Regions from separate parts of the Homo sapiens genome. Here region 2 is linked to region 1. Evidence: read pairs that join two places in POLR2A ChIA-PET (ENCODE). Cell type or tissue: A673. All regions are shown on one strand.

What was found. Peaks named below come from ENCODE experiments on the same cell type or tissue, not always from the same donor. Only the 100,000 strongest peaks of a DNase experiment are listed, where the experiment ranks them.
Region 2: POLR2A ChIA-PET joins it to region 1 with 5 read pairs; 2 of 35 experiments call an interaction of 5 or more read pairs at or near these places.

What each region holds. Positions count from the first base shown.
Region 1 is chr3:65,753,200-65,757,199 of GRCh38, forward strand. All of the region lies in intron 1 of MAGI1 (membrane associated guanylate kinase, WW and PDZ domain containing 1), which reads right to left. All of the region lies in intron 1 of LOC107986018 (a long non-coding RNA gene), which reads right to left. Among named protein-coding and RNA genes, the nearest start is that of MAGI1-AS1, 140 kb to the right of the region's middle. In A673, no CTCF peak of the experiment used is centred here; no DNase peak of the experiment used is centred here.
Region 2 is chr3:65,705,097-65,709,096 of GRCh38, forward strand. The region is part of intron 1 of MAGI1 (membrane associated guanylate kinase, WW and PDZ domain containing 1); the gene reads right to left. Among named protein-coding and RNA genes, the nearest start is that of MAGI1-AS1, 190 kb to the right of the region's middle. In A673, no CTCF peak of the experiment used is centred here; a DNase peak (open chromatin) is centred at 1,865.

The DNA.
Region 1 (4,000 bases):
AACCACAGGGATGCATTGCAAATACACACACTCAGCTCACTTTGTGAGACCTAAACTGTCCAGGCTCGTCAGAATTTGTGGTATTATAGACACTCTGCCATCATCAACCCAATGAGAAAGCTGAGAAAAACACCAATACGAAGCACTCTCCTGCATATTATCTCACTGAATCTTCACCAAAAACACCTATGAACTGAGTATGGTTATTATCTCCATTTTATTGGTAAAGAAACTAAGAGTTAAAAAAGCAATCTGTCACGCCTGTAATCCCAGCATTTTGGGAGGCCGAGGCGGGAGGATCACCTGAGGTTCAGGAGTTCGAGACCAGCCTGACCAACACAGTGAAACCCCATCTCTACTAAAAATACAAAATCAGCCAGTCGTGGTGGCACATGCCTGTAATCCCAGCTACTCGGGAGGCTGAGGCAGCAGAATCACTTGAGCTCGGGAGGCAGAGGTTCCAGTGAGCCAAGATCGCACCACCACAAACTCCATCTCAAAAAAAAAAAAAAAAAAGTAATCTGTACCCATGTTATGTAGCTGGCAAGTGAAAGAGTCTAGACTCAACCCCAGGCAAGTTGATTCCAAAGCCCATTCTTTTAATCACCACACAAAACTGCCTCCCAGGAAGTAATATCCAGGAGAAAGAAAAGTAAAGTTGAAATTCTAGGAAAAGCAGAAGGGCCCAGAAGGAGCGAACCACCTAACTTTCGGATCATAGGCATGGGAAAGGACCACACAGCTGCAGGTATAGACTGTAGAGAATGTCTGACTGAACACAGTGTGTAAAGAATGAATAACTTATTGTGCCCTCTGCATTAGTTATAATTATACAAAATCTTTCTCATTGATCTTAGGGATTCCCAAAGAACTTTCTTCAATTCCCCATCCTCATTTTCTGTTTGCTTGAAATCTATCACATGATAGATATTGCTAAAATATAGTGACTTTTTACCAATGATTTTAAAGGATAAAAGCAAAATCCACAATTCCTTCTTATCACTGAGAGACAGAATTTTGATTACCGCAACAAAGAATCAAGCAAATATGCCACGATCTGATGTAAAAACAATGGCACATTTACGATTAATTTCCATCCTCATTCAAGTGATGTAGGAAAAAAATAATGAGCTAATTACTGAAGAAAGGAAAAAATAACTATCTAAAACATCTATCAAGGACTTATAGGGCACAGGAAAATTCATTCCTGTGCTCATTTTATGCTCACTCACTTGTTTTGGTCCCCAGATTTCTGTGTGTAATATCACTTTTCAAGATCAAGAAAGTTATTCCATAAGCCTTTGAAACAAGTATCTTATTAGATGTATTTCATGATTCACTTTCTGATGTTGAGCCTGCCTTTTTATCACTGCCACTTTCAAAGGCAATGTCTTAAGGAAAATAGTTTCGTGTACACTGGGTTTTCCCCTTAAAGGCAGTGCTAGTTTTAGGCAGCTAAAAGAACCAAAGCTTTGGAGAAGGCCCACTGGGTTTTCAAATAGTTTATTCTCACTATTTCAAACCAAATATGCCAAGTTACAAATGAACATATGGCAACATCTTAGCCAACCAGTTTGGATTACTGTCCAAATCGGAGACTAAATCTTGGAGATTAAACTTAATTTGGAGTAAGTATCAGCTAGTTTTCTATGTTTAAAAGGAAGTTATCTTTCATACAAAGAGAGGTGAGGAAGGGGCTGGCCAATTAAATAACTGTTACACCACAAATAGTATATTTATTTATTTATTATTTTTTAAATTTTTTTTTTTTTGAGATGGAATCTCACTCTGTCACCAAGGCTGGAGTGCAGTGGTGTGATCTTGGCTCACTGCAACCTCCATGTCCTGGGTTCCAGCAATTCTCCTATCTCCCTAGTAGCTGGGATTACAGGCGCGTGCCACGAGGCCCAGCTAATTTTTGTACTTTTAGTAGAGATAGGGTTTTACCATGTTGGCCAGGCTGGTCTCAAACTGCTGACCTCAGGTGATCTGCCCGCCCCAGCCTCCCAAAGTGCTGGGATTACAGGTGTGAGCCACCGCGCTCGGCCACAAATAGTACATTTGCATTATATCAGCTAATGTTTACAATTCACCCAAGGAGGTAGTTATTTCTGACAATCAAAGAGAAAAAGCTTAGAAAGCTTAAGTCATTCAGACATGTTCAGGGTCATATCTGATATGATCCAACCCATACTCTTTGCTCTATACCTTTGGTCTCTGATATCAGAATATTCACTCAAGCATGTGAAAGTGTATCTGAATTAAAAATCACTATTTTGTATAGAGTACTTCGGGGGCAAGGGAACAGTGGGGGTGGTAATTAGAATTCATTTCTTCTAGACAGTCTGTGATAGGATTCAGCATCAAGTGGTAGGAATTTACACATAGGCATATAAAATGAATAAGTCTTCTAAGAAAATGTAAATGAGACCCAAGGTTACAACTATATATGTTTATGGCCTTCAGGAAGGTTAGCATAATGCTGTAGTATTTTCTCATGTGAATAATGAAACTAACTTACCCACAATTGAGTAAGCCTAAAAAAAATTCAGGCAACAGCTATTCTGCAAAGTTACCATTATTATTAAAATAAAATCTTATTAACCTCATGCCAACTCATTTCAGATAGTTCTAATTTAAGAAAACTGTTACCCTGCAGGCAACCTTATGCATTATCATGCTGCAATATAAACACTGAATAATCTAAACCTAGATAAATCAAAATCTGTCATTTCTGATCACTTACATTTCAAATTCATAGTCTTAACCATTTCTTACTTCTAGATAAGCTCTCCCCTTAAGTCTTTAAAATAATTTCAACTTTCACAATGAAAGATTCCAAAGATTTTCTATAACTGGGAACAACTACACAATGTTCGTGAAGTTAAAAATTATCGTGTCGGGGCTTATAGACTTCTCTCTTTTCCAACTTAGTTCGCTCTGTAATTGATCCCCTCTTACAGAGAAGAAAAGGGACAATTTGATGTAGTTTTCCACTTAGTGGATCCCTGAGAAAAAAATAAAGAGTTAGAGACTAAACTCTTCTAAAGATGGCCAGTGGGGAAAAAAATTGTGTGCATTTTTACACAGCATAAATAAGTTAAATGGTGGTGCATGTCGGTGTGGATGAGAACAATGTTCTCACAAGTGATGGGGATCTAAAGAAAAGAGAAGCTGCAAGATTTCGGTAAAAGTTGCATGTACTAGTAAATTTAGAACACTTTAAATAGCTCATAAAAACATGAGCAAAGGTCATACTTCTCATGGGGACCCTGCTTATTTAAATAAAACCCTGCCCTAAGACAGAACAGGAGCATGGCTTTATAAATGATATATGTTCATCCCAGCGTCTGGCTCCTGGTGTCAGCAGAGGTCTCTACTGTAACAAGTCTTTCATAAGCATCTCTGTACATCCTGAGATATGTCCTTTGCCAACTGTACACACTCTGAAGTGCATTATGGTGCCACAGTCTCTTCCTGTAAACTACCTTTATGAAAAATTACAGTCATATTTCCAGATGACATATTCGGAAGTCATCAGGAGACAGTCTTACCTTCAATACAGAGTGTTCAGAGAATAGAGTTAAAATGAAAGCTATACAGCCTCAACTAAAACAACAGAATACCCACATACACAAACACACCATCATACAAGGAAGACACTTTATTACCTATCCCTGATGAAAAACAGAATTCCTCTGGTAATGAACTTACATCTGAACCCATACACGGAATGCCAAATTTGAAAGTATTTTAGTTAAAGAAAATAACTCAAATACCATACTGAAATAATTCTTTTCAGACACTTAAGAAAACATACTGCAGAATCTCATAATCTATCACAGCTTTGGGTTGCTACCTCCTTGCCGGGAGGTTTATAAAATCACTCAAGAGCCCTTCTCAAATTATGTAGCTTTCCATTTGCTACTTTTTAACAGTAACTTGGAGAGAAAAATATATTTGATTGTCTATGTTAACTCTTTTAATTTTCACTGAGTTT
Region 2 (4,000 bases), 48 kb before region 1:
TTCAGAAGATTTTGCAAAAACTCTCATTGTCATGGTTTTAAGTCAAACTAAGTTCTTATCAAGGCCTATTTGAAGAAAAAAAAATTTCTAAGCTTACATTTGGATAATAAAGTGCTATTTTAAGTACTTTAATGTTTTCAGAGTATGTTAGCTTAACTGAGTATTTTCTCTGCCCTAGAAAATTTCACAAAGTGGTTAACATTCAGTGGCACACCAAGGCCAGCTATGATGTGCTTTTTGAATTTACTGAAATTCTAATTAAATACAGAGTATCTTAGTAAGCCCTCAAGAGGAGCAATACCAACAATACATTATCCCTTAAAAAAGCAACTGTGAGCATTCACTGAATTGTATACTTTAAAATGGTTAAGTTTGTGTTATGTGAATTTTACCCTGATTTGTACAAAAAGAAATTGTACAAGGTGCAAGTCAGTCTAAACAACCTCTGATGGTAATGCTTCTTTATTCACATGGGGAGCAGCCATGAGTATCACATTCAATTGCAGAAACCCTAATTTATGGCTTTGAATAATTCTCAAAAGCTAAGTCATAACAGATCTTGAACATTTTCACATACCCCTAGATAATTAGACATTAATGTGTCCCATTCCAAAGATTACTTGAGTTTGGAAAAGGAATTTCAAAATCAAATGGCTACAAAAGTTTGAGCTCACTAATATGAAACGAACTTTTAAGTCTCTTGTTCAGACAGGGTTAATGTATAGGTTTGGGGCTAATCCTTCCTCTCAACAGAGAATCTAATGGAGTGTTAGCATTAATGTTCTTATTGATTGGCAAAATAAATTCTTATGGTGAAGATATATTTCCTTATCTGCAGTATATTTCTGTAGATGAAATGTGGTATCATACAAACCCAGCTCTGAGTCCATGAGTAACAAATCCTTCTGTAAAGTACAAACTGACTGTATTTGTGAGAATATGCCTTTCAGCATTTTCTATTCAACAGCTCAGCAAACTAAGTTCTCCAATTAATTTTTTTTTCTAATCAATGTAATGAAAACATTAGCACTTTTGCTACATTTTGTCAGGAAAACCACTAGTAGATGGTACACGGGCTAGTTTAAATTTCATTTTGCTTTGCAAATGGGATTTAAAACAAAATAATCTTTACCAAATTGATGCTTCTGTCTGAAAGGACCAAAATTTATGTTTTAAAAAATGCTCTGAAATAGCAAACCATGGCAACTGTTGACATGAATGAGCTAAATCTGAGCGGAACTCTTAAAAGCCTCACTGGGATATTTAGCAACTATTCCAGAAAGACTAAGGCGCCATACCATAGCCTCTGCCTTCCCTGAAATTACCCAGCCTCCATTCACTGACTTAACAAATGTGCGCCCAGCACCTCCTGGGTGCCAAGCACAGTGGTCTGAATGGGAAACTGTCGAAAATGAGCCAAAGTCCTCTCTCTCAATGAGCTGGCAAACAGCATCACAACAGACTGTGCCAAATAAGGACAGAAGAAGGCTTGAGGTGGTTAGGAGTCCAGAATATCCTGGAGAGGAGTGAAAGATAAGGAGGATCCAGACAGGGGATGAGAAGGGAAAGAGATGTGGAGGGGAAATGGAAATGCAAAGGTCCAGAGACAAAGCAAATCTGACAGCATTACTGACTTCATGTTGACTACAGCGTAATGGATGGGTGGGTGGGGGGAACAGTATGGGATGGAAATGAAAACGCAAGCAGGAGCCAGAGACCACAGGACTCTCTCAGCCATGGTAATAAGTTCCAGCATGTTATTTTAATTGCAACAGGAAGACACTGAAAGACTTTATTCAGGATGCTCAATTTGCTTTAAATCCTAGTCCTATAATTCCATCTCACAAGACATAAACAAAAAATGTCCATACCAAAACCACCTGTGGATTTCATTTATCATTTCAAGTGAACCACCGTCTCGGCATGGCAGTCGGATAAACTAAAGACTTGGCAAAAGATTTCAGGGAATGACAGCTCATTGATCAAACACGAATGTGTTTGCCGTAGTTACTGTAGATGTTGTATAAACTTCTATTCCCAAAGTCTGACCAAACCTTAGATGTAGGCAACTTTCCTTCAGTGCTGATTGGCAGGGCTCTAATGTGTAATCTAAAAAGTGAACCTGCCATTTCACACTTCCAAATTAAATATTTAATGACTGATATGTTTCAGGGTTGATGCTATGCCACATAGAAGCACTTTGTCAAGAATCAAACCATGCAATTGAGATGGCAAAAGAGCACAGTGGCTCACACCTGTAATCCCAGCACTTTGGACGTGCAGCCTCGCCTCCCCGAGTGCCAGGGCAACCGGCCTGAGCCACAGCGGCTCCCTATCCCAGCACTTTGGGAGGCCGAGCCAGGTGATTGTTTGAGCCCAGGAGTTTGAGACCATCCTGGGCAACACAGTGAGACACTGTCTCTCTAACAAAAAAAATTTTTTAAATAGTCAGGCATGGTTGTGCGTGCCTGTAGGCCCAGCTACTTGGGAGGCTGAGGTGGGAGGACTGCTTAAACCTGAGAGGTTGAAGCTACAGTGAACCATGATGGGGTCACTGCACGGCAAACTGGGTGACAGAGTGATACCCTATCTCAAAAAAAAAAAAAAAAAAAAAGTTGGCAAAAGAATCCCTGGAGAAAAGATAATTATTAAGCCACAAAGATAAAAAGATATTTCACCAACTATGGATTTTACACACCCTCTCAAGCTTCTTTCTCAGTAAAACCTTTAAACTATATTGATAGCTGAACCAGAGAGGAAAGCAAGCCAATAAAATTAGGAGGTCGCTAAAAATCCAAAGTCATGGCCATGCCAATCCAACCTGCGGCTGTAACTGTGTGAAGAATATAAAACTGGCACATAGAAAGAATGAGGTAATATTGGATAAGGTATCAATGTCTACACACTTTAAAAGCATCTCACCATCAAAAAGTATGGAATTGGACATAGTTCTACATATGTCCTATTTACCAAAATAATCACCCCTATAAATGTAACCCACTTCCTGGAGTTGAAAAATAATCTTTAGAATCAACCTGACAAAGCCAATGCCTCTCTTACCTGAGGTTCAAGACAGGACAATGATTTACAGATAGGACCCAACCTGGCTTTTCCCCCCTTTTAAAGAAATCAATGGCATTTAAATATGGAAATGAATTGTTAAAAGAATAAAGAGATGGTAGTAAACGCCAAAAGAAGAGGAAGGTTAGCTTTCATTGGGATAAGTATCCTCTGTCCTCTTGTAATTACCAGTGAGAAGCTCTTCTGTGCCTGAGGAAGAGAGACAGAACAGGCTCAGAGGAGCAGCCAGGTGCTTGCTTCACTGATAGAGGTGACAGACCCCTCAGAGACGAAGAAGCAGAGACGGACTGGGAGATGCCACTGCCTCACTTAACTCAGAACATCTCTTTCTTTTGAAACTTGAATTTGGGGAGAAAGTGCTCAATTATTTCTTCTAGTTAAGGCTTGGGGGCAGTCAGGTGGGCAAATCGGTCATTGGTGGTGGGGAGGAAAGAAAAAAGGAAGGATGAAAAAGTGAGAAAAAAGGAAGGGAGGGAAGAAGAGGAGAATGATGGCAAGAGAGTAAAAAGCAAAAGAAGAAAGAAGAGAGAAAGAAAACGGGGGAAGGACAGAGAAAGAACAGACAAGAGCTAGCATTATATCTCTTCTGGTGGCTTCCAGACAGACTGCCATTCTTCTCAATCAACCCTTCCCTTCTTTCTTCTTTTTCTTCTTCACCAAATTCCAGGATACCTGGGTAGGTGATGAACATGAGGAGAAAGGAGAAACGGTAAATCCACCCAAGCAGGAAGGAGTAATTTCCAACTCTATCACCCATCTCCCAATGCCTCACAAATTCTGTGGCCTTAGAGGGGCAAACTGAGGTTTTATAAAGGTTAACAGAGGTTTTATAAGGGTTCTAATTTACCTGGACCTCAGAAGAGGGACAAGCCTGCACATCTGGGCTTTGGCATAACAGAAATTATGCTTAAAGTTAGCC